Regions from separate parts of the Homo sapiens genome. Here all the other regions are linked to region 1. The links are chromatin contacts, found by Hi-C or POLR2A ChIA-PET in ENCODE. All regions are on one chromosome and are shown on one strand. Each heading gives the region's core, a stretch centred on a gene start or an enhancer-like site at or near the end of the contact. The rest is flanking DNA. Distances are from core to core; before and after follow the strand shown. Region 1 holds the start of ZNF557 (zinc finger protein 557). Region 2 holds the start of SH2D3A (SH2 domain containing 3A). Region 3 holds the start of PEX11G (peroxisomal biogenesis factor 11 gamma). Region 4 holds the start of ARHGEF18 (Rho/Rac guanine nucleotide exchange factor 18). Region 5 holds the start of TNFSF14 (TNF superfamily member 14). Region 6 overlaps ARHGEF18 (Rho/Rac guanine nucleotide exchange factor 18).

Region 1 (4,032 bases), core at 1,050-3,549:
TGGGACTACAGGCGCCTGCCACCACGCCCGGGTAATCTTTTTTTTTTTTTTTGTATTTTTAGTACAGACGGGGTTTCACCACGTTAGCCAGGATGGTCTCGATCTCCTGACCTCGTGATCTGCCTGCCTTGGCCTCCCGAAGTGCTGGGATTACAGGCGTGAGCCACCATGCCCAGCTTTTTTTTTTTTTTTTTTTTTTTTTGAGATGCAGTCTTGCTCTGTTGCCCAGGCTGAAGTGCAGCGGTGCCATCTTGGCTCACTGCAGTCTCCGCCTCCCAGGCTCAAGAGAGTCACCACACCCAGCTAATTTATATATTTTTAGTACAGACGGGGTTTCACCCTGTTGGCCAGGCTGGTCTTGAACTCCTGACCTCAGGTGATCCACCTACCTCGGCCTCCCAAAGTTCTGGGATTACAGACAGGCTTGAGCCACTGCTCCTGGCCACAAATTATCTTTTACAATAGCCGTTCTGGCTTCATTGCAATGGACAGATGGGAAGAGACTAGAACAATGCCGCCCAGCAGGGCTTTCTGGGATGATGGAAATGATCTTAATCTTTGCTGTTCAATAGGGGCATTAACCACATGTCGCTGTCAAGCACTTGAAATGTGGTTAGTGCGACTGAGAAGCTGAATTTAAAATTTTATGGAATCTTAATTGGTCTACATTTAAATTAAAACAACCGCATGGACCAGCAGCTACCTTATTATACAGCATAAGTCTACAGGCTGGCAGGCCTGTTAGGAAAAGAAAAAAATAAAAGAAAAATTGAGATGTCTTGGAAGGTTGAAAAAAAAACTTTTAAATAGTGTTTACATGTTTTGTGTACTGATTTGCATATAGCTGTATTTACTGACTTATTTTGACACACATTATCACACACCCCTTAGTATCCTTCTCTTGAATATAAGGCATCAAACAAATAATTTTTAAGATACCCTCACTCGTGGCTCACACCTGTAATCCCAGCACTTTAGGAGGCCGAGGTGGGTGGATCACCTGAAGTCAGGAGTTCGAGACCAGCCTGGCCAACATGGCAACACCCCATCTTTACTAAAAATACAAAAATTAGCTGGGCGTGGTGGTGCACCCTTGTCATTCCAGCTACTTGGGAGGCTGAGGCAGGAGAACTGCTTGAACCTGGGAGGCAGATGTTGCAATGAGCTGAGATCGCACCACTGCACTCCAGGCTGGGCAACGGAGTGAGACTCTGTCTCAAAAAAAAAAAAAAAAATACCCTCACTGTTAGTGAGTCCTTGTGTTTACAACCTGAACACAGGAAAAATCCATTCACAGGTTTTCTACACAGTGGAGTCTTGCAACTTGCAGGTTCTACACGGTACCTACCTGATCATACAGAAGTCCACGGATCAGTGAGGATAGGTGAAACTTGAGGCTGGTTTCAACACAAATCTGAGCTTGAATTATACTTTTTTCGTCTAAATAAAAAGGGCACAAAAATCGCTTATGAGGCCTTTTGTAGGGAGTAATATGTACGTATAGTAAAATGTATTTACTGAGACTAATACAGTTGTTGCATAGAAAGACCACCCCATTCACTTAAAAAAAATTGATTTAAAGAATAAGAACCCAGGCTACTGGCTGTGCCTGAATTCACCAGATTCCTATCCAGCCATCTGGTCCCTAAAATGGGACAAGAAGCTTAAAGCTGTTTTCATCTGACTTGCTTAACTCATTTGGCTGGAGATTGTATGGTGACTCCAGATGCTTTAAATTCGTCACTTTAGGCCTTATAAGTGGACTCGGCTGAATTCTAAATAATTTCTACAGTGTATTCAGGACTGCAGAGATTTTAATGCCCTCCAGCAGGGTTTCCCAACCTGGGCACTAATGACATTTGGGGCTGGATGAGTCTTTGCTGGCGGCGGCTGCTTTACGCGCTGCAGGATGCTGAGCTGCTAGCATCCCTGGCCTCCACCCTCTAGATTACAGTAGTAGCACAGTCCCTCCTACCCTCCATTTTGTGACATCCCAAACCGTCTCCAACTATAGCCAAAAGTCCCCTGGGGCGCAGAATCGCCCCGGGTGAGGGCGACAGGGTGAGGACGACAGAGTGAGGATGACAGGGGCGCGGGGCCCGGACACCGGAGGAAACAGCAGCTTCGGGCTTAACTGAGCGCACAGCCCGAGGCCTCAGGGGCGGAAACCCGGCTCCCGGGAGGGACGCAGGCCCGCGGCTGGGGCCCCTCTCTGGACTCGGACTCACGGAATGAAGCACCTCTCGCGGAGACCGAAAGATTCTCCCAGACGCTGCAAGCGCGGCTCTTCTCACAAGACACAAGCGCGCTTCCGCTTCCGGTCTCCGGCTAGCCACACTGCACCTCCGCTTCCGGCTCCAGCTGGTCCCAGCCCAAAATGCGGCGTGTCAGGACCCCCGGGTTCAGGCTGCAGGTGCAGCAGCCGCGCACCCCAGCCTCCGGCTGAGGTGTTCTAGTTTGCTTAGTTATTAATAGAACCAGGTTGGGCCCTGGCTAGGGACAGCCGCGGAGGCAGGGTCGTCCTGGCGCGGGTCTGTGGCAGGGTTGGGGGCGGAACTAGCTCTTGAGCGGGGCTGTGGGCGGTACCAGGCCTGGAGGCGGGCCTGAGTGTTGACGGGGACCAGTTCCGGGGGCGGGGACCAACTCTGGAGCGGGGCTGTGGGCGGTACCAGGCCTGGAGGCAGGGCTGAGTGTGGGTGGAGATCAGCTCCGGGGGTGGGGAGAAGTTCTGGGGCGGGACCGTGGGCGGTACCAGGCATGGGGGCGGGGCTGTCAGGACAGAGACTAAGTTCCGGGGCGAGGTTGTGGGCGGGCATTAGGTTTGATGGGCGGATCTTGCTGTGGGTTAATACCAGGTTTGGTGGGCGAGTATGTGGACAAGATAAGGCAGTGGTGGGGCATGGAATGGGGTTGAGCTAGTAGGCTGAGAGGACAAGACTTGGTGGAGGTCAGTTTTTGGGTGTAGGGCTTTTTGTGGATTTTAAAACTGTTCAGGTAGCAGGATGCAAAATGAACTCTTTAAAGTTTTCTTCAGTCATTTCTCCACATTCACCGCCTGTTAAAATGATATAGCCACACATTTAGGGCGTGTGTGTGTGTGTGTGTGTGTGTGGCTTTTCGTTTGTTTGTTTTGAGACAGGGTCTCACTCTGTGGCCCAGGCTGGAGTGCAGTGGTGCAATCATAGCTCACTGCAGCCTCGACCTCCTGAGCTCAAGCCATCCTTCCACCCGGGCCTCCCACACTACCAAGCCTGACTATTTTTGTATTTGTTTGTAGAGAGGAGGTCTGTGTTGCCCAGGATGGTCTAGAACTCATGGCCTCAAGTCATACCCCACTTCGGCCTCCCAAAGTGCTGAGATTACAGGTGTGAGCCACACCACACCCAGCCTTTTTGTGTGATTTTGAGCTTCCTAATTTCTTTCAAAAATGGGATCATGTATGCATATTTCTCCCATCCAGAGGGGGACGAGGGGAGGGAGGACTAGGGAGGGATGTCTCCAAGTGAAAGCCAAAGCTGATTAATTGTCTAGTGCACATCTGGATCTACTGAAAAGAGAACTACATTTCTGGTGGAGAAAATAGGTGTTGGATTCATAGGAAGAAATAAAAAAGGAAATTTTAAAATTTAAGAGATCAAAAGAAAAAATGAGAAAAAATTATTAATGACATACTACTTGTTACATGTCTGGCTAAGGTTTAGATGCTACAAATGGTAAATATTGATGTCATAAAATGATAAACATTGAATTTTGATTTATCCAGATTCCTTAAATGATTATGTTTGGTGAGGAAAATTAGTTTTACAGTACGTAAGAGTTATGTGCTAATTGTTTCGGAGAAGAAAGTAATTCAATATAGTTTAAAGCTGATAAATGAAAAAGCAGTATAAATACCTAACTTACAAATATGTAATTACTATCAGAAAAAAAAAAAAGTTGCTTCTAGGAGCCAGGCTACAGGGTGAGGAAGGGAGCTTTTCGTTGTGAAAATTAAGATGTTATTTGAGATCTATGTGTGAACACATACAGCCT
Region 2 (4,327 bases), core at 868-3,367, 300 kb after region 1:
CTGGAACTCCTGACCTCAGGTGATCTGCCCACCTCGGCCTCCCAAAGTGCTGGGCCCTCTTTTTAAATTATTATAACCACGAGGAGGCGCTAGACCCCTTCCCTGAACATGCCCCTACCCTCTGACTGTACCAATACCAGACCGGTGAGGGATAAGGAAGAAACTTTCTTCCCCTCTTGAGCCTGGAGTCTCTTCCATATTTGCCAGGGCCAGTCGGGGGAGCCCAGTCTGGAAATTCCCTGCTTTGCAACCTACAGGCATCAAAACTTTTCATCCCCAAGCATCGTTGGCCCTCTAGGCCTCAATTTCCTCATCTGTAAAATGGTGGGTGAGTAACTTTCACCGCAAAGCAGCATCGTGGAGAAAGTGGGCATGCGAAGATTGAAAAGGAGGCAGACAGGATAAAGCTCCAGAGCTCCGGGTTTGAATTTCGCCTCTACCACTTACAAGCCAGGTTAACTTGGGCAAATGGTTTAGTTGCCCTGTGCCTCAGTTTCTCCATCTGGAAAATGGAAGTGATGAAAATACTACCTACCACCCTTACAGGGTGGTCTGTTTGAAAATTAAAATAGAGGCCTCATGCCTGTAACCCCAGCACTTTGGGAGGCCGAGGCAGGTGGATCACATGAGGTCAGGAGTTTGAGACCAGTCTGGCCGAGACCCCATCTCTACTAAAAATACAAAAATTAGCCTGTAATCCCAGCTACTCGGGAGTCTACAGCCGGAGAATCGCTTGAACCGGGGAGGTGGAGGTTGCAGTGAGCTGAGACTGCTGCCACTGCACTCCAGTCTGGGCAACGAGAGTGAAACTCCATCTCAAAAAATAAAATAAAATAAAATAAAGGCAAGTTGACAGAACAGCCCTTGTGTACAGTAAGTGCTCAATAAATGTTAGCTGCTGCTACTGCTTTTAAGACTGTGGTTACTGGGGCCAAGCACAGTGGTTCATGCTTGCTTGTAATCTCAGCGCTCTGGGAGGCCAAGGCAGGAAGTTCGCATGAGCCCAGGAGTTCCAGAGCCTGGGCAGCATAGTAAGACGCCACATCTACAAAAAATAAAATAAAATCAGCTGGGTGTGGTGGTGTGCACCTTTAGTCTCAGCTGCTTGGAAGGCTGAAGCGGGAGGATAGCTTAAGCCCAGGAGGTTGAGGCTACAGTGAGCTATGATCACCACTGCACTCCGGCCTGGGCAATATAGCAAGACCCTGTCTCTACAAGACAAGACTGATGTTAATATGAGGAACTCATCAATAAACGTGGCCAAAGAGTCCTCTCTCTTGCACTAGGTCCCTGTCACCTTTTCTCTTGTTCGTCTCCAGGCATCACGATGGAAGTCCCCCCCACCCTTCTTCCCACCTGGGAAACCACCTGAATGATTTGCCTTCCACCTCCACCAAAGTCCCGCCCCGCTCCAGCGTGCTGTCACTGAAGGAAGCTGTCGCGTTTTCCCGGACGTCTCTCCACAAAACCCGCCACCTAAATGGGGCTTCTTTCCGGAAAATCCGGGAGGGCGGTCTGGAGGAAGCGTACCCCTCCTTACGTCACAGCTGCCGCAGCTACCCCAGCCTGGCGTAAGAGCCCGAGGGAGTTGCCCTGCCCTGACCCGGAGCCTTGGCGGGGAGGGGAGAGAGGCACCCCACTCCACCCCGCCCTGGTCCCAAAGGGCCATGGGTGCTTGGGGCCGCCTGGGTGGAAGGGAGGGGCAGGGTTCTAAGGGGCGGGAACGTTGGGATGAAATTTCTTCTATTGCCCTAAGGGGCGGGGCTGAGAAGGAGGTGGCTGCGGGTGGGCGTAGTCATTCGGCGGTGGTCGTGGCTATATACAAGGGGAGGGGCCACTGGCAGGAAAGGATGCGTGGTGCTCCCCTAGTGGGCGGGGTCTATGGAGAAAGCGGTGCGATGCAGAAGGAGGCGTGGCTAGTAGCAAAAAAAATGGTTTTAAGGGGGCGGAGCAAGGGCCTGGGAAGTTAGTTTGAGGCGGGGCCCGCAGGGGGCGGGGTCTGCAGGAGGTGTGGTCAGGTAACTGGGCTGAGTTCCCACTAGGTGTGGTCTGGGAAGGCTGGGGCGGTGGCAAGGTGGAGGGCGGGGGTGACAGCAGCCCGGAGCCGCGGAGCCTCAGCTTCCGCCTGGACCCAGCCTCGTGGGAGCCCCGCGGGTCCTGCCCAGGTGAGTGGAGCCCCAGGGCAGATCCAGAACCAGGATTATTGGGATGGGGAGTCCTCTCTTTCCAGGTGGGGTCACCGGCTCGCAGGGAGGATCTGGGGTAGAAGAGGTCGCCTCGCGAATGAGAGGGTCGCTGTGCGTTACGCGTGTCGGTGTGCTCGGGCTCACCTGGGCGTGCCTCTCTAAGTGTATTTCCTGTGCAGCACAGAAAGCCATTGTTTCCATTTTTGCCTGAGTGATCCTCTTAAACGGCGAATCAGATCGGGCCCCTCCTTCACTTAAAACCCTTGGGTCATAGAGATTAAAATTCAAAGTCCACTAGTTTTTGCCTAGTCTCTCCTCCTGATCTCTCCAACCTCATTGCCCTCCTATCTACTCCTTCCTCATCGTATTCCGGCTACACCAGCCGCCTTGATGATGTAAAATGTAAAAAGCAAGTCCATCTCAGCTCCAGGCCTTTACCCTTACTGTACCCCTCACCCAGGCGACTCCTCCAAATCTTTGCCTAACTGCCTCCTTCTGTACTGAGGTCTCAGTTCCAATGTCACTTTATAGGAGAGGCTGTCCTGTCCAGCCTCCTCTATCACATCTCCCTGGCTTATCACTTTCATTGATAACTCTTAGAAATGGTCTGTCTTCTCCATTCATCTTGTGCTCGTTTGCAGTCTGTCTTGCGCAGCCGACTGCAAGCTCTGGAGGGCAGGGTGGTGCCGAGCTTTAATCTCCTTAGTCACTGTATCTCTAGGTCCTAGAACAGAGCCTGGTGCACAGCAAGTGCTCCAGCAATGGTCGTCCAACGTCAAAAGCGAGTCCTGCCTACATCTGTGTTTGTGTTGCCTGTGCTGGTGGTTCCCACCCTCCACGTCCTCCCCACACGTGGACACATGTTTATGATCCAACTGGAACATGAATAATCCCCTCTCTCCTCTCTCTATGCTTGGTCTGATTCCTGATTCTGCCCGTTTCTTCTCTTCCGTGCCCGAATAAATGATCCCAAAGGACTCAGAGGCAGGAGATGGCTTAGTTGGCCTTTGGCTGACCTATGGCCACCCTGTGTCCTCAAACTAACCAGAACCTTGCCATTGACTCAACTTCACTCTCACTAAGGGAGACACAAGACAGGAACTTGGGGTTGGGAAACTCTGCGACCGAGGCTAGCCCTGGTCCAGGTGACAAACAGGAAGTGCGCAGGCATTGCAAAGACACACCTGGCTTCAGGTATGCGGCACTGGCAGCTGGCTCCCTGCCCAGCGCTCCTCCCCTAAAGCCACCTAGGGCTGGTCTGGGAACTTCCTGCTGACTCAGGAGGCAGGAATTTCTCTGCAGACCCCACCAGAAGACTTTGCAGGGCTGCAGGGAGAGCTTGCAGGAGAGTAAGAAGCAGATTATCTTCTTCTGGACCATCCAGAGAAATCTCCCCCACCAGACACCTGAGACACACTGGCCCTGAGGCCTGTGAGATTATCGGGAAACTACCAAAATGTCTGAGATCCAAATTCAATCATCATGATAACCACATGTATGGGCTCCGAAATAGAAGGATCTGCAAAGGCAACATTGCTGTTTGCTGACATTGCTACAAAATGTGACCTTTTAAAAATCTTAACCCTGGGGTTACATTCTTTTTTTTTTTTTTTTTTTTGAGACGGAGTCTTGCTCTGTCACCCAGGCTGGAGTGCAGTGGTGTGATCTCGGTTCACTGCAGGGTCTGCCTCCTGGATTCAAGCGATTCTCTCTCCTCAGCCTCCTGAGTAGCTGGGACTACAGGCACACGCCACCATGCCTGGCTAATTTTTGTATTTTTAGTAGAGACGGGGTTTCACTGTGTTGACCAGGCTGGTCTCAAACTCCTGACCTCAGATGATCCACCCACCTCTGCCTCCCAAAGTGCTAGGATTACAAGAGTGAGCCACCGCGCCTGGCCCCCAGCGTTGCATTCTAAAGCAAAGAATAGGGGTTAGATCTGCACCTATCCTGAGAACCTCTGAGTGTGCGCATAGGTTGCCGAGAAGCCATGGATGTTTGTAAGTTAAATTCCCCCTGACTGGGATGTTTTTTCACCCAGAGTCACCTGGCACACTCCCCAGAATTCCTTCCAGACTTTACTCAATGAGACCTTTCCTGGTCACATGATCAAAAATGTTCACCCAGCCTGGGCAACGTGG
Region 3 (4,551 bases), core at 1,972-4,471, 420 kb before region 1:
AACAGTTGGGCAATTACTCAAAAAGTTCAACATAGAGTTACAAAATGACCCAGCAACCCCACTTCTAGGTATAGACCCAAAGGAATGGAATCCAGGGACTCCAACTACATATTCACAAATGTTTATAGCTGTACTTATTCACGATCGCTAAAAGGCAGAAACAGCCCAAATGACCATCAGCTGATACGTGGATAAACAAAATGTGGTCCATCCATATGGCGCAATGTTATATAGCTGCAAGTGGAATGAATTTCTGATACATGCTGCAACTTAGACAAACCTCAACACCATTATGCTCAGCTGCACGCAGTGGCTCACACCTGTAATCCCAGCACTTTGGGAGGCCAAGGCAGGAGGATCCCTTGAGTCCAGGAGGTCGAAACCAGCCTGGTGAACATAGCGAGACCGCATCTCTACAAAAGAAAAATTTTAAAAATTGGCCAGATGTGGTGGCGTGCACCTGTAGTCCCAGGCAATGTGGAGGCTGAGGCAGGAGGATCTCTCAGGCCCAGGAGTTCAAGGCTGCAGTGAGCTATGATCACACCACCGCACTCCAGCCTGGTGACACAGCAAGACCCTGTCTCAAAAACAAAAAGCAAAAACCAAAACAACCTATTATGCTTGGTGGAAGAGGCCGACACAAATGGTCACATATTGTATGATTCCATTTGTATGAAATATCAAGGAGGTCGGGCATGGTGGCTCATGCCTGTAATCCCAGCACTTTGGGAGGTCGAGGCAGGCAGATCCCTTGAGGTCAAGAGTTCAAGACCAGCCTGGCCAACATGGTAAAATCCATCTCTACTACAAATACAAAAATTAGCCGGGTGTGGTGGTGCGCACCTGTACTCTCAGCCACTTGGGAGGCCGAGGCAGGAGAATTGCTTGAACTTGGGAGGCGGAGGCTGCCGTGAGCTGAGATCATGCCACTGCACTCCAGTCTGGGTGACAGAGTGAGACTCTGTCTCAAAAAAAAAAAAAAAAAAAAAAAATCAAGAAGTGGTAAAAATACAGAGAGACAGCAGAGAATGCAGATTAGTGGTTGCCAGGGGCTGGGAGGAGGGAGGAATTGAGTGATTGCTTTATGGGAACAGGGTGTAGGGGAGGAAACATACTTTTTCCTTTATTCTTAGTTCTTAGCTGTGATGGATCCTTGCAATGAAAGAATTAAGAAGGGCGGGTGCGGTGGTTCACGCCTGTAATTCCAGCACTTTGGAAGGTCGACGTGGGAAGATTGCTTAAGCCCAGGGCTCAAGGCCAGCCTGGGTAACATGGTAAGACTCCATTTCTACAAAAAATAAAAAATAAAAAGAAATTAGCCAATTGTGGTGGCAGGCACCTGTGGTCCCACCTACTCAGGATGCTGAGGTGGCAGGATGGCTTGATCCCAGGAGTTCAAGGCTGCAGTGAGTTAAGATCGTGCCGCTGCACTCTACCCCTTTTTTGTGGGTAGTTGGTCAAGCTACCATGGGGCAGAATGTAGCAAGCTCTGGGCATCATCCTGGGTCCTCAGGCCCAGAGAGCACACAAGTGGCGGCTTCACATCTACAAATTTGGTTCCTCCCAGAGCGAGGCCCTGTCTCAAAAAAAAAAAAAAAAAAAAAAAAAAAAAATAGAGGCCAGGCGCGGTGGCTCACGCCTGTAATCCTAGCACTTTGGGAGGCAGAGACGGGCGGATCACGAGGTCAGGAGATCAAGACCATCCTGGCTAACACGGTGAAACCCCGTCTCTACTAAAAATACAAAAAAAAAAAAAAAAAAAAAATTACCCAGGCGTGGTGGCGGGCGCCTGTAGTAGTGCCAGCTACTCGGGAGGCTGAGGCAGAAGAATGGCGTGAACCCGCGAGGCGGAGCTTGCAGTGAGCCGAGATCGTGCCACTGCACTCCAGCCTGGGCGACAGAGCGAGGCTCCGTCTAAAAAAAAAAAATTAACAAGGGAAAAACAAATTTATTAACATGTGTACCTTATGTGTACATGGGAGATGCCAAGAGAAATGAGGTGGCTTATATAGCTTATATAACTCCTGCTTATATAGCACCTTCAACATATAGCAGCAAATTTTTGGAGAAGTGACAAGACGAAGGAAAAGGACATTGAGGCCGGGTGCGGTGGCTCACGCTTGTAATCCCAGCACTTTGGGAGGCCGAGGCGGGCGGATCACTTGAGGCCAGGAATTTGAGAACAGCCTGGCCAACGTGGTGAAACCCCGACTCTACCAAAAATACAAAAATTAGCCGGGCACAGTGGTGCACAGCTGTGATCCCAGCTACTTGGGAAGCTGAGGCACGAGAATCGCTTGAACCAGGGAAGCGGAGGACGCAGTGAGCAGAGATGGCGCTACTGCACTCTAGCTTTGGGGACAGAGCAAGACTCCGTCTCAAAAAAAAAGAAAAAAAAAAAAAAGACGTCTCCAGACAAGAGTCTAAAGGTGTCCCTGGTGATCAACCTTTGTCCTTCCTGGTAGAGAGGGGAGGAGGGCACCTTTGTACCTTTAGGTCCTGCTTTGAGGCAAATCAGGGAAGAACAGAGAGCTTTTCCGGTATCAGCTTCATTGATCTCAGCTCAAAATAATCCTACACCAAGGTCGCATATTTCAGAGGGGCATATGCTGGTCTCCTACGGGGGTCTCTCTTGGGGGTGATAAAAATACCCCGAAACTAGCAAGGGGTGATGGTTGTCCAACATGTGCATGTACTAATGTCACTGAATTGTGCATTTTTATTTTTTATTTATGTATTCTAGAACAATTCTTAACGTCCAAAGATAACGTCTTTCCTTAACGTCGAAAGATGCCTTGTTGTGATATTACAGCAGTCATTCCTGCTCACTACGGGCAGGCAGACAGTGCAGAAAAGGTGAAGCACAAAAACTAAAAAGGAAAATCTCTCCTTGAACCACTGCGAACAGGTTGGTGGTTTTGCTTGGAATATTTTTGGAGCGTGTGGGTAGTTGGTTAAACTTAGAAATATATTTTTTTGTGCGTGGGTAGTTGGCCAAACCGCCGTGGGGCAGAATGCAGCAAACTCCGAGGATGATCCAGGGTCTGCAGGCCTGGAGAGCACACACGTGTCGGCCCCACCTCTGCAAACTCTGTCCCTCCCCTACAGCGGACAAAAAGCCGGTCAGGGGGACAAAGGCCTGCGGCCGCGCCTGCGCGCAAGCCTTTGGGGCGCTCCCGGTACCCCGGCCTGGCCCCGCCCCCTGGCGCGGCGCGCCGACGTCGCGGTGACGTCACGGAGTTGCCATGGCGTCGCTGAGCGGCCTGGCGTCGGCGCTGGAGTCGTACAGGGGCCGGGACCGCCTGGTGAGGCAGGGGCGGACCGGGGCCGGAGGTCCTAGAGTTTGGCCCAAGCTCAGAGACTGGGAAACGGGCCAGAGAGGGGACGGGGTCGCCCAGGATACTCCGTCGCAGAGGCCCCGTCCGAGCTAGGCTCAAATGCGGTGCCCTAGCATTGGACATTTATGTATTTATTTATTTTGGCTGGAGTGCAGTGGTGCGATCTCTGCTCACTGCAGCCTCCGCTTCCCGGGTTCAAGCGATTCTCCTGCCTCAGCACTCCCGAGTAGCTGGGACTACAGGCGCCCGCCACCACTCCCTGCTATTTTTTTGTATTTTTAGTAGAGACGGAGTTTCATCGTGTTAGCCAGGATGGTCTCGATCTCCTGGCCTCAAGCGATCCACCTGCCTCGGCCTCCCAAAGTGCTGGGATTACAGGCGTGAGCCACCGCGTCTGGCCAGCGTTGGACATTTAGATAGTTTCTGCCAACCCAACCTGTCTGGACATTGACACACTGGCCAGATTCCCGTGTTTGGACGTTTTGGATCCGACCAGGCCACTGAAGTTGTCCTGAACAATCTCGTGTTGGGATTTGGGATGTTGCAGGGCTCCCCTGTGGCTGGACATTCACTTCCAACCAGATTCCCTATAGTTGGGCATTTAGGTTGTTTCAGCCAACCTAGACCAAAGAACACGCCATGGCCTGGGCCCTGCCATGCCTAAGCAGCGATGGGTTCCAACAAAACCCCAGTTGGTCATTTAGATCGTCTCTGCCAACCCAGCCTGGCTGGACGTTTACATACCAAACAGATTCCCATGTTTGGACATTTAGGATCTGACCGGGCCACTGTAGTTGGTCCCTGGGTTGTCCCAAACAATCTCATGTGGGGATTTAGGATATTGCAAGACTCTCCCTATGGCTGGACAGTTTTTAGTTCCAATCAAGTCCCATATGGTTGAACATTTAGGTTATGCCATCCATGCCCCTGAGTCTGGACTCTTAGCTTGTCCCCACCAGTCTCTTATAGGTAGACATTCAGGTTGTACCAGGCGGTGTACTGGTGGCTAGGCATTTAGATTCCATTCAAATATCTTATGATTGGGGGGGTGGGTTAACAAATCTCCCCCGAGTTGAACATTCAGATTGCAGTGTTTTGCCATTATAATGGGGCTGGAAAGGAATTACAAGTAAAAATAAATAAAACAACAGGAACAAGCAATTTCTGAAAAGCAGGTAAAATAAAGATATAAGGGAGGCCAGGCGTGGTGGCT
Region 4 (4,253 bases), core at 1,625-4,124, 280 kb before region 1:
AGGCAGGAGAACTGCTTGAACCCAGGAGGTGGAGGTTGCAGTGAGCTGAGACTGTGCCACTGCACTCCAGCCTGGGCAACTCTGTCTCAGAAAAAAAAAAAAAAAAGAGAGAGAGAGAGAGGCAGAGAGAAAATACAGTAGCATATGATACAGGGATGGCTGGATGGGATCCTTAAGAAGTCCACTCTAGCTGGGCACAGTGGGTCATGCCTGTAATCCCAGCACTTTGGGAGGCTGAGGTGGGGGGATCACAAGGTCAGGAGATCAAGACCATCCTGGCTAACACGGTGAAACCCCGTCTCTATTAAAAATACATAAAATTAGCCGGGCATGGTGGCGGGCGCCTGTAGTCCCAGCTACTTGGGAGGCTGAGGCAGGAGAATGGCGTGAACCCGGGAGGTGGAGCTTGCAGTGAGCCGAGATCGTGCCACTGCACTCCAGCCTGGGCAATAGAACAAGACTCCATCTCAAAACAAACAAACAAACAAACAAACAAACAAACAAAAGAAGTCCACTCTAGCAGACTTGCTTACAGATTGAGATCCACCATGGGTATGACCCAGAACATTTCAGAAGATGGTGGGACTGCTCAGGAAGGAAGGCCTGGGGACAAGGTCAGTATGAAGGCATAGGTGAGGCTGACAATGTTTTCTGATCTATTACGTGCCAGACACTGCACTAAGATCTCACAGACCAAACTTCATAAAGGCTGAGCGAGGTGGTTCATGCCTGTAATCCCAGCACTTTGGGAGGCCAAGGCAGGCAGATCACCTGAGGTCAGGAGTTCAAGACCAGCCTAACCAATATGGTGAAACCCTGTCTCTACTAAAAATACAAAAATTAGCTGGGCATGGAGGCGTGTGCCTGTAATCCCAGCTACTTGGGAGGCTGAGGCAGGAGAATTGCTTAAACCCGAGAGGCGGAGGTTGCAGTGAGCTGAGATTGCACCAATGTACTCCAGCCTGGGCGATAGAGCAAGATTCTATCTCCAACACACACACACACACACACACACACACACACACACACACACACACACACACCCACCCCAAAAAACTCAACAGCCTTTTAACAGATGAGCAAACGAAAGCTCAGAGCAGTTAAGTCATTTGCCCAAGGCCACATAGAGGCCAGGGAACTGGGATTTGAACGCCCAGCTGTCCAACACAGTCACCATGTCATCTACAACAGTATCGAGCATCAACATATGCCCATCCCTTTGTCATGGGCTAGGGGATGCCCAGGGAGGCATGGGAGACAGCCCAGACCAGAAGCACCGACGTGTTTGCAGTTGCCATCTACTGGTTCTTCAAGGCATAATGAAAAGGCTGCCTCTACCAAGCAGCCCTCCCAGAGTGACTCCCAGTCACAGCAAGGGAGTTGAAATGTGGCTGATTATGAGGGCAACCCTTTCCTGACCTCCTTTGGTTGTCATGTTCTTTTCTCAGAACTGCAGGTGACCTGGCCTTGGAGCATCAGCCCCCAGCGTCACTTCCTAGCTCCATCCTCTCTGGCCCCAGCTGTCCACTCTAGCTCAATTCACTCCCTCCTGGTTCTGGGGCCACCTTCCTAGACCTCAGGGTGCCTGAAGCCTGCCCTGCAGCATTGGGGGCTGGCAGGAAACAACAGACTGGGTGTGCCCAGCAGAAACCGCAGCCTTCCTCCCCCACCCCTCCCAGTCCCAGGCAGGCGGTGGTGCAGGAGGTCCCCCTAAGAAGGGGCCACGAGAGGAGACAGGGGATGTCTCCCAAGGGGGAGAACCCTCACCTGGAGGAAGGCTGCCTGGGTGGAGGGATGTGCTCTCTGGATGATTTCAGATCAGGACAAGACCCTTCTCAGGGCTGGTTGTCAGCCATCAGCCTTAAGTGTGAGTTTGTTTTGACAGTGGATTCAGAATCTGCAACAGGGAGGTTCTTGGGGGGCCCGGAATCTGCAGTTTAAGATGCAAAGGGCACCTGAGCCTTTGCCCCAGCTCCCCCATTCATTCTCTGTCTCCTGTCTCCACGCAGGAGGGCCTTGGCTACAAGGAGCTCTATCGTCCTTTCTTTGCTTTTCTTTTTCTTTTCTTTGTTTTGAGACTGAGAGGCTCACTTCAACCTCTACCTCCCGGGTTCAAGCCATTCTCCTGCCTCAGCCTCCCGAGTAGCTGAGATTACAGCTGCCCGCCACCACGCCTGGCTAATTTTTGTATTTTTAGTAGAGACGGGGTTTCACCATGTTGGCCGGGCTGGTCTCCAACTCTTGACCTCAAGTGATCCGCCCTCCTCAGCCTCCCAAAGTGCTAGGATTACAGGTGTGAGCCACCGCGCCCGGCCTCCACCCTCCTTTCTTACCTAGCAGCCCCTCAAGGATCCCCGTCCCCTGGGGTGACCTCTTATGACCACAGATCTCTGCACAATGAACGCAAGGGTCAAACAGCTTCCCCCACCCACTCAGGAAGCAAGTTGACTGCAAGGGGGAGAGAAACAGTGATGTATGTCTGCTCGCTGTCCCCCTAGACTTCCCAGACCCCACTGCCACTCTGTCCCGATGGGTCCATCTCTCTCCACTTCCCAGGATAAGTACTTACCAGATAGAGCTCAGTTCTTCAACCTGCAGGCACCTAGCCTGGCTAACAGCTCCTGCAGCTCCCATGACCTACGGCCAGCGTTTCGAGCTGGCCCAAGGGAACCGCTGGCTGGGTAGAGCCTGGGATAACCACAGAATGACCCAATAGCACCTCGACTTCCTCTTTCTCAACTGCCTGCCTGCATGCTTGCCACTCTGCTCCCAGCTGCAGGCCAATCTAGGGGCCTAAAAAGAGCCCAGAGGATGGGGGTTCTGGAGGCAGAGAGCCCTGCTCCCACCCCTCAGCCCTGCGCATGCAGGTGTCTTGAGGAGGAGGGGTGGGGAGCTGGAGGGAGGCCCAGCGTCCTCAACCCCCACCCCAGCAGCTTCCTGTGGAACCAACTGCTGAAGAGGAACAGGGTGTGGGGGCCTCACCCAGGCACATGGGTGTATAGACAGCAACATATAGGGACGTGCAGGTCATGTGTATCCGTAGAGACTCAGGCACCCAGACACACACCAGCATGGTGGGTACACACAGAGAGACAGAAACACACGTGGCTACATTGTTACATGGGTACCTGGAAGCTGGCGGAACAACATGGTGTGCTGGTAACGTTTAACAACCACCTCTCCGATTTGTAGCCATTGCCAATTCTCCTGGTGTAAATACCCCCAGCATGGCCGATTTCACCTACCAGTGTGATGTCACCGAGTGTGGAGTTGATAGGAAATGCTCAGATTTGGCTTTTTTTAGAAAACAACAACAACAACAACAAAAAACTGTTTATTTTATTTTTAGAGATAGGGTCTCATTCTGTCATCCAGTCTGGAGTGCAGTGGAAAAATCATAGCTCACTGCAGCCTCAATCTCTTGGGCTCAAGTGATCCTTCTGCTTCAGCCTCCTGAGTAGTTGGGATTACAGGCACATGCCACCATGCCTGGCTAAGTTTTTTGTTTACAGATAATTTATGTATAATTTATATATACTTTATATATAATTATATATGGATTATATATAGACTTATATATAATTTATATATAATTTTTTATATATAATTTTTCTTTTGAGACAGGCTCTCACTCTGTCATCCAGGCTGGAGTGCAGTGGGGGTGATTTTGGTTCATTGCAACCTCCATCCCCTGGGCTCAAGTGATCCTCCCACCTCCGCCTCCTGAGTAGCTGGGACCACAGGCACACATCACCACGCCTGGCTATTTTTTTTTGGTTTGTATTTTTAGTACAGACAGGGTCTCACCATATTGCCCAGGCTGGTCTCGAACTCCTGGGCTCAAGCAATCCTCCCACCTTGGCCTCCCAAAGTGCTGGGATTAGAGGCACGAGACATGGCGCCCAGCCTAAGTTAATTTTTTTTTTTTGTAGAGACAGGGATTTTATTATGTTTCCCAGGCTGGTCTCAAACTCCTGGGCTCAAGCAGTCCACCCGCCTTGGCCTCCCAAAGTGCTGGGATTACAGGCATGAGCCATGATGCTCCACTAAACTTGGCTCTTGGGCTGGCTTCAGCCTGTCACTGGAGTGAGTACTCTACAAAAAATTTAAAACTTCGCCACATTTGGTGGTGCCTGCCTGCAGTCCCAGCCGCTCCGGAGGCTGAGGCGGGGAGGCTCACTTGAGCCCAGGTGTTCAAAGCTGCAGTGACCTATAATTGTGCCACCGTACTCCAGCCTGGGTGACAGAGTGAA
Region 5 (4,412 bases), core at 1,437-3,936, 400 kb after region 1:
CTCCCATGATTGTGTGAGCTAATTTCTTAAAATAAATGTGTTACACACTCTCTCTGACTCTATACATCTCTCTCTCTCTCTCTCTCCGTCTGTCTTTGTATCTCTGTGTCCCTGTCTCTCTAGTTTTCCATGTCTGTCTCTTCTCTGACTCTGTATCTTTGTCTGTCTCTACAGATCTCTTTTTTTTTTTTTTTTTTTGAGACAGTCTCATGCCATTGCCCAGCCTGGAGTGCAGTGGCACAATCTCAGTTCATTGCAACTTGTGCCTCCCGGGTTCAAGTGATTCTTGAGCCTCAGCCTCCCAAGTAGCTGGGATTACAGAAGTGTGCCACCACACCTAGCTAATTTTTTATTTTTTATTTTTGTATTTTTGATAGAGACAGGGTTTCCCCATATTGGCCAGGCTGGCCTCGAACTCGCGACCTCAGGTGATCCACATGCCTCAGCCTCCCAAAGTGCTGGGATTACAGGCGTGAGCCACCGCACCCAGCCTATAGATCCCATCTCTATCTCTCTGTGTATCTTCTATTGGTTCTGTCTCTCGGGAGACACCTGACCAATTCAGGGAGGGCTCCTGTGAGAAGTTTCTTGAGTCAAGACGCAGATGAGCAGGGGGAGCCTGCTTTGGAGATCTAGGGAAGATGGTTCCCAGCAGCAGGAAGAGGAAGTGCAAAGACCCAGGATATCTGTCTGGGGCAGAGTGAGCAAAAGCACGAGGGTCCAACCACAGAGGCCCCAGTGAAGGGCACTTCGTGTCTTAGCCTAAGCTCAGGGGCAAGCTGGCAGCAAACTGTATCTATAAAGGGCCACATAAGTGTTTTTGGCTTTCAGGGCCAAGAGGTAAAATCAAGGATATTACAAAGATACTTATGAAACAAGACAGAAGCCAAGTGCAGTGGCTCACGCCTGTAATTCTAGCATTTTGGGAGGCTGAGGTGGGCAGATCACCTGAGGTCAGGAGTTCGAGACCAGCCTGGCCAACATATAGACAACATATATGTTACAACATATATAATGGCCAACATATAATACAAAAATTAGCTATGCATGGTGGTGGGCGCCTGTAATCCCAGCTACTCAGGAGGCTGAGGCAGGAAAATTGCTTGAATCCGGGAGGCAGAGGTTGCAGTGAGCCAAAATGGCACCACTGCACTCCAGCCTGGGTGACAAAGTGAGACTCTGCCTCAAAAAAAAAAAGAAAGAAAAAGGCTGGGTGCGGTGGCTTATGCCTGTAATCCCAGCACTTTGGGAGGCCAAGGCAGGCGGATCACGAGGTCAGGAGATTGAGACCATCCTGGCTAACACGGTGAAACCCCGTCTCTACTAAAAATACAAAAAATTAGCTGGGTGCGGTGGTGGGCGCCTGTAGTCCCAGCTACTCAGGAGGCTGAGGCAGGAGAATGGCGTGAACCTGGGAGGCGGAGCTTGCAGTGAGCCGAGATCGCACCACTGCACTCCAGCCTGGGCGACAGAGCGAGACTCCGTCTCGAAAAAAAAAAAAATCCACGCTTGAATGCATGCACACTCATACATGGACCTCCCCACACACATGAACACACCCGTGCAAGTGCGCACACACACATACACGCACCAATGCACAGGCACACACACATGCACACACCTGCACACAGCACATATATGCACACCCACTTGCACATGTGATGCATGTTCACACATACACACACGTGCACATGCATGCATGTACATGGACCACATGCACATGCACACAGATGACCATACACATATGCATGCACCTGCCCACATATGCACGCACATTTACATGCCAGCACATGTATGATACACAGGCATGCGCCTGCACATGTGTACATGATACACACTTGCATGCACACAACTGAATACACACATTCACATGCACACACTGCACACATATATGCATGCAGACAAGCACACACACAGAGCACACATCCACTCCTTTATTCCACTCTTGTGTTTTTCACTGCACTTGTCACATCAAAACACAACAGAAGGCCGGGCATGGTGCGGCTCACGTTTGTAATCCCAGCACTTTGGGAGGCTGAGGTGGGTGGATCGCTTGAGGTCAGGAGTTCGAGACCAGCCTGACCGACATGGTGAAAACCCATCTCTACTAAAAATACAAAAAGCAGCCAGGCGTGGTGGCACGCGCCTGTAATCCCCGCTACTTGGGAGGCTGAGGCAGGAGAATTGCTTGAACCCAGGAGGTGGAGGTTGTAGTAAGCTGAGATCGCGCCACTGCACTCCAGCCTGGGCAACAGAGCGAGACTCCATCTCAAAAACAAAACAAATAAACGAACAAAAAAACCCACAACGTATTATTTTCTTGTTTACGAGGTTTCTTGTCTCTCTGGCTCCACCAGAAGAGGAGCAGGGACCCTTCTTGCTGTTGTTCATTGCTGCATCCCCCACACCGAGAGCAGAGCCTGGCATGGGCAGAAAGTCCTCAGTCGATATTTGGTGGCCCCAAGCGAATGAAGCATCCAAGAAGGGAAAGCTGGGGGCTCCCCACTGCACTTGCCACCTGAGTCACATTTTCAGAAGCCTCTGGAAAGTGTGAGAGTCTGTATGAGTGAGAGTGAGACAGGGCCAAGACCGGGGGCGGCGGGTACCGGAAGAAGAGGAGGGTGAGTGGGGGAAGGGGTGGGGCTGAACCCCAGCTCTAAAGGCGGCCCACGGGTGCCTGTCCGCAGCGTGCACAGCCCAGGAGTGTTGAGCAATTTCGGTTTCCTCTGAGGTTGAAGGACCCAGGCGTGTCAGCCCTGCTCCAGACACCTTGGGCATGGAGGAGAGTGTCGTACGGCCCTCAGTGTTTGTGGTGGATGGACAGACCGACATCCCATTCACGAGGCTGGGACGAAGCCACCGGAGACAGTCGTGCAGTGTGGCCCGGGTGGGTCTGGGTCTCTTGCTGTTGCTGATGGGGGCCGGGCTGGCCGTCCAAGGCTGGTTCCTCCTGCAGCTGCACTGGCGTCTAGGAGAGATGGTCACCCGCCTGCCTGTGAGTGGGACCGGGGGGCTGAGAGCAGGTGGAGGTGAGGGGGGCTCCCCTGTGTCATTGTGGGTCACTGTGTGTCTGTGTGTGTGTGTGTGTGTGTGTGTGTGTGTGTGTGTAGGACAGGGCACAGGCTGAGAGCAGCTGGCTTGACTGGTTGCTGCTCCCAGCCTTGGGCAAGTGAATTCACCTCTCTGAACCTCAGTGTCTTCATCTACAAAATAAGGGCAGTCTCTTCATAGGGGACGAAGTATGCTATGGCATGTGTAGTACCAGACGATGCCAGCTCCACCCGTCGGAACTGACACCCCAACACTGCCATGCACACCCCTGTGCACACACGCATGCATTTTCTCTGTACTTTTTTATTTTTGAGACGGAGTTTCACTCTCGTTGCCCAGGCTGGAGTGCAATGGCATGATCTCTGCTCACCGCAACCTCTGCCTCCCGGGTTCAAGTGATTCTCCTGCCTCAGCCTCCCGAGTAGCTGGGATTACAGGCATGCGCCACCACGCCTGGCCAATTTTGTATTTTTAGTAGAGATGGGGCTTCTCTATGTTTGTCAGGCTGGTCTCAAACTCCCGACCTCAGGAGATCCACCCGCCTCAGCCTCCCAAAGTGCTGGGATTACAGGTGTGAGCCACTGCGCCTGGCCTTCTCTGGTACTCTTATTACTGTTACTGCGATTGTCATTAATTCTCTGACCATTTCCATCTGTGGAAATTTCTCGGTCTGCTTCCAGCTGGCTGTGGATGTGTCCGCCTGTCTGTGTGCCTCACCTGGGGGTCTATGTGTGCCCAACACCATACCCCTGTGGGCTTGGCCCCTTTTGTGTCCTGGGTCTGGATCCGGTGGCCACACATTCGTGTCCATATACCCATGTGGACGTATGTGCGTGTACCCACATGTCCACACACCCGCCTAGCTGCAGCCGGTGTATTCACGTTGTCTGTCTTTGTCTCTGGGTCTCTGTGTCTGTAGACGCACATGGATCCATAAACCACAAACCACATGTCCACGCATCTGAGCCCACATGTGTCTTCTCAGCGTCATGATGATGTTGAGGTCTGTGCCCTGTGGCAGGTGCTATATCCCAAGGGTGGTGTCCATGTGTCCAGCCATCTCGCTGTCTGCATTTTTTTTTTTTTGAGACAAGGTTTCTCTCCCATAGCCCAGGCTGTAGTGTAGTGGTGCAGTCTTGGCTCACTACAACCCCACCTCCCAGGTTCAAGTGATTCCCTTGTCTCAGCCTCCTGAGCAGTAGCTGGGATCACAGGCATCCGCCACCGTGCCTGGCTAATTTGTGTATTTTTAGTACAGACGGGGTTTCACCATGTTGGCCAGACTTGTCTCGAACTCCTGACCTCAAGTGATCCACCTGCCTCAGCCTCCCAAAGTGCTGGGATTACAGGTGTGAGCCACC
Region 6 (4,165 bases), core at 671-3,170, 300 kb before region 1:
TTATTTATTTATTATTTTTTGAGATGGAGTCTCACTCTGTTGCCCAGGCTGGAGTGCAGTGGTGCAATCTCAGCTCACTGCAAGCTCCACCTCCCGGGTTCACGCCATTCTCCTGCCTCAGCCTCCCGAGTAGCTGGGACTACAGGCCCCCGCCACCACGCCCGGCTAATTTTTTTGTATTTTTAGTAGAGATGGAGTTTCCCTGTGTTAGCCAGGATGGTCTCGATCTCCTGACCTCGTGATCCACCCGCTTTGGCCTCCCAAAGTGCTGGGATTACAGGCGTGAGCCACCGCGCCCAGCCCCTATTTTTTACTTTTTGAGACAGAGTCTTGCTCTGTCACCCAGGCTGGAGTGGAGTGGCACCATCTCGGCTCACTGCAACCTCTGCCTCCTGGGTTCAAGTGATTCTCGTGCCTCACCCTCCTGAGTAGTTGGGATTACAGGTGTGCACCACCATGCCCGGCTGATTTTTCTATTTTCAGTAGAGACACGGTTTCATCATGTTGCCGAGGCTGGTCTGAAATTCCTGATTTCAGATGATCCTCCCCGCTCAGCCTCCGAAAGTGCTGGGGTTACAAGCGTGAGCCGCTGCGCCCAAACTAATTTATTTTATTTTTTGAGACGGCATCTCGCTCTGTCTCCTGGGCTGGAGTGCAGTGGCACAATTGCATGGCAATTTTAGGTTTAACTTTCTTTCTTTCTTTCTTTTAATTTTTTTGAGATGGAGTCTCACTCTGTCGCCCAGGCTGGAATGCAATGGCATAGTATCAGCTCACTGAAACATCTGCCTCCCGGGTTCAAACAATTCTCCTGCCTCAGCCTCCCAAGTAGCTGGAATTACAGGCGCCTGCCACAATGCCCGGCTAATTTTTGTATTTTTAGTAGAGACAGAGTTTCACCATCTTGGCCAGGCTGCTCTTGAACTCCTGACCTCATGATTCACCTGCCTCAGCCTCCCAAAGGGCTGGGATTACGGGCATGAGCCACCGTGCCCAGCCAATTTTAGGTTTAACTTTCCTTTCTTTCTTTCCTTTTTTTTTTCTTTTTTTTCCTGAGACGGAGTTTCACTCTTGTTGCCTAGGCTGGAGTGCAATGGCCCGATCTCAGCTCACTGCAACCTCTGCCTCCTGGGTTCAAGCGATTCTCCTGCCTCAGCCTCCCGAGTAGCTGGGATTACAGGCATGTGCCACCACGCCCAGCTAATTTCGTATTTTTAGTAGAGATAGGGTTTCTCCATGTTGCCCAGGCTGGTCTCAAACCCCCGACCTCAGATGATCCATCCGCCTCAGCCTCCCAAACTGCTGGGATTACAGGCGTGAGTCACTGCACCCGCCTAATTTTGTATTTTTAGTAGAGACACGGTTTCACCATCTTGGCCAGGCTGCTCTTGAACTCCTGACCTCATGATTCACCCGCCTCGGCCTCCCAAAGTGCTGGGATTACGGGCATGAGCCGCCGCGCCTGGTCAATTTTAGGTTTAACTTCCTAAGGACTCACTCTGCTGTTTCCACAGCCTGCCTTCTTGAATCTCTCCTTTGTGGCCACCGTCCTCATTTCCCTCCCTTCTCCCTGCTGACTCCTCCTCTGCGTCCTCTTCCTCCCTCTGCCTTTTGATCACCAGGGTCCCTCTTTTTCAGTCTCTTTCTAAAGAGCCACAGCTCTAGCTCTGGCTGGCCCTCATGTGACTTGGGCGGCAGCCTCCTTTCAAATTCCCACTTACCCCCCAAATGGCTCCATTCCTACCCCCAGTGCCTGGAAAACCTCCTACTGTCTTTTCTGTCGCAGCCCCCGAAGGTTTTTTTGTGTCTCTGGTTTTCATCCTCCTGTAAATATAAACACGTCAGGACAGCCTCTTGGCCTGGCTGAGCCTCCCTCTTTCTCCTGCATCTGGCCTCCCTCAGAGGAGGCAGAGGTGGGAGCCAGGCCAGAGATGGGGGTGGAGCTGGGGAGTGGGGAGCCAGGCAGTACAGGCTGTTCCAGCTCCCACTGGTAGGTACATTGAGGGAGGGAGAGAGGGGGTGTCTCATCTTTTATTTTGGAGCTTGCACCTTTGTTCTGACATATCTTGGGCAAGAAAAGATGAGAGCCAGCCCAGTGGGGGTCTTTCCAGGTATCTGAGTAAGCATCGTACGCTGCCCTGCTGGCCCTGACACCCCAAAGAGGATGCTATAAATCCAGGCTCCTGTTCCCTAGACCTGGGGGAGCCTTGGGGGATGGGATCCCCCATCAAATCCAGAGGTGAAACAGCCCAGGGTTCCCCACTCTTCAGAAAGGCTCACCACGCACAGTTTTGCATAGTACATGAATACATGCTTATTTTAAAAATGTAAATAGTTATTGATCTTGTTGTCTGTTGGAAAAAGATAACACACCAAAGCATAATGTGTCCCTGGTCCCATTTTGTCATGTAAAAAAGTGGCTTAATTTCAAACAAAATGGCAAGTAAATCATAGAGCAGATAGTCTTCTCCTTCCTTCCTTCCTTCCTTCCTTCCGCCCTCCCTCCCTCCCTCCCTCTCTCTCTCTCTCTCTCTCTCTTTCTTTCCTTTCTTCCTTCTTTCCAGGTCTGCACTACCATGCCCAGCTTTTATATATATATATAAAATATATATATATAAAAAATATATATAAAATATATATATATAAAAATATATATGTGTATATATATATATAAAATATATATATGTGTATATATATATAAAATATATATATGTGTATATATATATAAAATATATATATGTGTATATATATATATATTTTTTTTTTTTTGAGATGGAGTTTCACTCTTGTTGCCTAGGCTGGAGTGCAATGGTGCGATCTTGGCTCACTGCAACCTCCACCTCCTGGGTTCAAGTGAGTCTCCTGCCTCAGTCTCCCGAGTAGCTGGGATTACAGGTGTCCACCACCACACCTGGCTAATTTTTTTATTTTTAGTAGAGACGGGTTTTACCATGTTGGCCAGACTGGTCTCGAACTCCTGACCTCAGGTGATCTGCCTGCCTCAGCCTCCCAAAGTGCTGGGATTACAGGCGTGAGTCACCACGCCCGGCCCCAGCTAGTATTTTTTTATTTTTTGTAGAGACAGAGTCTTGTTATGTTGCCCAGGCTGGTCTTGAAATCCTGGGCTAAAGTGACCATCCCACCTCGGCCTCCCAAAGTGCTGGAATTACAGACATGAGCCACCGTGCCTCACAGGGCAGATGGTTTTCAAATGGTCATTGGGTAAAAAGACCTCAGTCAAGGTTTGCATCCTGCTATGGTAACTGTTGTTAGCTTAGCATGACCTCGATCAAGTACCTAAAGCTCTCTGAGCCTCAGTTTTTTCCATCTCTAAAATGGGCATACTGCCACCTACTTGTAGGATTGTGTTGTGCAGGTGAAATGAGATGCTTGGGCAATGCAAACCTTGGCGGATAGAATAATATATTGCTGTTTTTAAATTTCAGGAGTCAGGGGGCCAGGGCCGTGGCTCACACCTGTAATCCCAGTGCTTTGGGAGGTTAAAGTAGGAGGATCAGTTGAGACTAGGGGTTTGAGACCAGCCCGGGCAGCATAGCGAAATCCCATCTTTAAAAAAAAAAAACAACTAGCCGGATGTGGTGGCGTGCACCTGTAGTCCCAGCTACTCTGGAAACTGAGGTGGGAGGGTTGCTTGAGTTCAGGAGGCAGAGGTTGCAGTGAGCTATGATCACACCACTGCACTCCAACCTGGGTGACAGAGAAGACCCCGTCTCTACAAATAAATAATTAAATTACATAAAATAAATAAATTTCAGGAGTCAGGACCCTTCCTCTGAGCAAGCCTCTGACAACCCCAAATGGAATCACACAGTCTCCCCTGTCCTCATGGAGCTAATTGGAGAAGATAGATGATTAAGCCAAACCGTTATAGTCAAGAATGATAGAAGGTTCCAGCCAGCAGGCTGGGGAAGATCTGAGGGGGAACAGATTACGCTCTCCAAAAAGTATCAGGGAGGGCTTCCTGGAGGAAATGGCAGCAAGTGAAGGTCTGAGGACTGAGTAGGAGCTGGCTAGGCAGATACTGCAGGTAAGCACATTACAGGCAGTGAAAGAACAGGACATCCAGAAGTCTGCAGGCTGGAGAGCTCATGGCGCCTTTAAGCAAATGGCAAATGTTCCTATGGCTGAGGTGTGGACCGTTGGG

The links. Hi-C counts contacts between places; a loop is a spot of excess contacts on that map. ChIA-PET counts read pairs that join two places held with the same protein, here RNA polymerase II (POLR2A). Pooled maps may share reads with other maps.
Region 2: a map of CD8-positive, alpha-beta T cell shows a loop between it and region 1 (7-fold over the local background). The contact joins the promoter of SH2D3A here to the promoter of ZNF557 in region 1. A Hi-C loop is called at or near these places in 1 of 168 maps with a recorded cell type or tissue (CD8-positive, alpha-beta T cell), 4 of 37 single-sample maps with no recorded cell type and 9 of 50 pooled maps. POLR2A ChIA-PET finds 5 or more read pairs at or near these places in 10 of 52 experiments (BJ, Caco-2, GM12878 and 7 more).
Region 3: a loop to region 1 is called in a pooled map, with 7 times the contacts of the local background. The contact joins the promoter of PEX11G here to the promoter of ZNF557 in region 1. A Hi-C loop is called at or near these places in 7 of 50 pooled maps. POLR2A ChIA-PET finds 5 or more read pairs at or near these places in 2 of 52 experiments (A673 and RWPE1).
Region 4: a loop to region 1 is called in a pooled map, with 6 times the contacts of the local background. The contact joins the promoter of ARHGEF18 here to the promoter of ZNF557 in region 1. A Hi-C loop is called at or near these places in 2 of 37 single-sample maps with no recorded cell type and 9 of 50 pooled maps. POLR2A ChIA-PET finds 5 or more read pairs at or near these places in 10 of 52 experiments (CD4-positive, alpha-beta T cell, CD4-positive, alpha-beta memory T cell, CD8-positive, alpha-beta T cell and 6 more).
Region 5: a loop to region 1 is called in a pooled map, with 6 times the contacts of the local background. The contact joins the promoter of TNFSF14 here to the promoter of ZNF557 in region 1. A Hi-C loop is called at or near these places in 4 of 50 pooled maps. POLR2A ChIA-PET finds 5 or more read pairs at or near these places in 2 of 52 experiments (A549 and activated T-cell).
Region 6: a pooled map shows a loop between it and region 1 (3-fold over the local background). The contact joins the enhancer-like site here to the promoter of ZNF557 in region 1. A Hi-C loop is called at or near these places in 1 of 50 pooled maps. POLR2A ChIA-PET finds 5 or more read pairs at or near these places in 2 of 52 experiments (CD8-positive, alpha-beta memory T cell and naive thymus-derived CD4-positive, alpha-beta T cell).

The regions. Positions count from the first base shown.
Region 1 is chr19:7,067,970-7,072,001 of GRCh38, reverse strand. It overlaps ZNF557 (zinc finger protein 557), which reads right to left and starts at 2,299. Exons shown (of 8, transcript NM_024341.3): 1 at 2,229-2,299; 2 at 1,349-1,440.
Region 2 is chr19:6,765,225-6,769,551 of GRCh38, reverse strand. SH2D3A (SH2 domain containing 3A) reads left to right here and starts at 2,117. Exons shown (of 10, transcript NM_005490.3): 1 at 2,117-2,165. RefSeq lists a silencer at 1,579-1,638 and an enhancer at 3,727-4,327.
Region 3 is chr19:7,487,705-7,492,255 of GRCh38, reverse strand. It overlaps PEX11G (peroxisomal biogenesis factor 11 gamma), which reads left to right and starts at 3,221. Exons shown (of 5, transcript NM_080662.4): 1 at 3,221-3,305. The coding sequence starts at 3,246. RefSeq lists silencers at 3,035-3,364, 3,415-3,474.
Region 4 is chr19:7,347,558-7,351,810 of GRCh38, reverse strand. ARHGEF18 (Rho/Rac guanine nucleotide exchange factor 18) reads right to left here and starts at 2,874. Exons shown (of 29, transcript NM_001367823.1): 1 at 2,570-2,874.
Region 5 is chr19:6,668,434-6,672,845 of GRCh38, reverse strand. TNFSF14 (TNF superfamily member 14) reads left to right here and starts at 2,686. Exons shown (of 4, transcript NM_001376887.1): 1 at 2,686-2,995. The coding sequence starts at 2,777. RefSeq lists a silencer at 1,557-1,656 and enhancers at 2,227-2,456, 2,837-2,926, 3,827-4,016, 4,077-4,166.
Region 6 is chr19:7,366,351-7,370,515 of GRCh38, reverse strand. The region is part of intron 2 of ARHGEF18 (Rho/Rac guanine nucleotide exchange factor 18); the gene reads right to left. Among named protein-coding and RNA genes, the nearest start is that of ARHGEF18, 19 kb to the right of the region's middle. Within about 2 kb of position 1,920, at least 9 of the 41 ENCODE cell types and tissues checked have a DNase peak (open chromatin) inside an H3K27ac peak, as active enhancers do.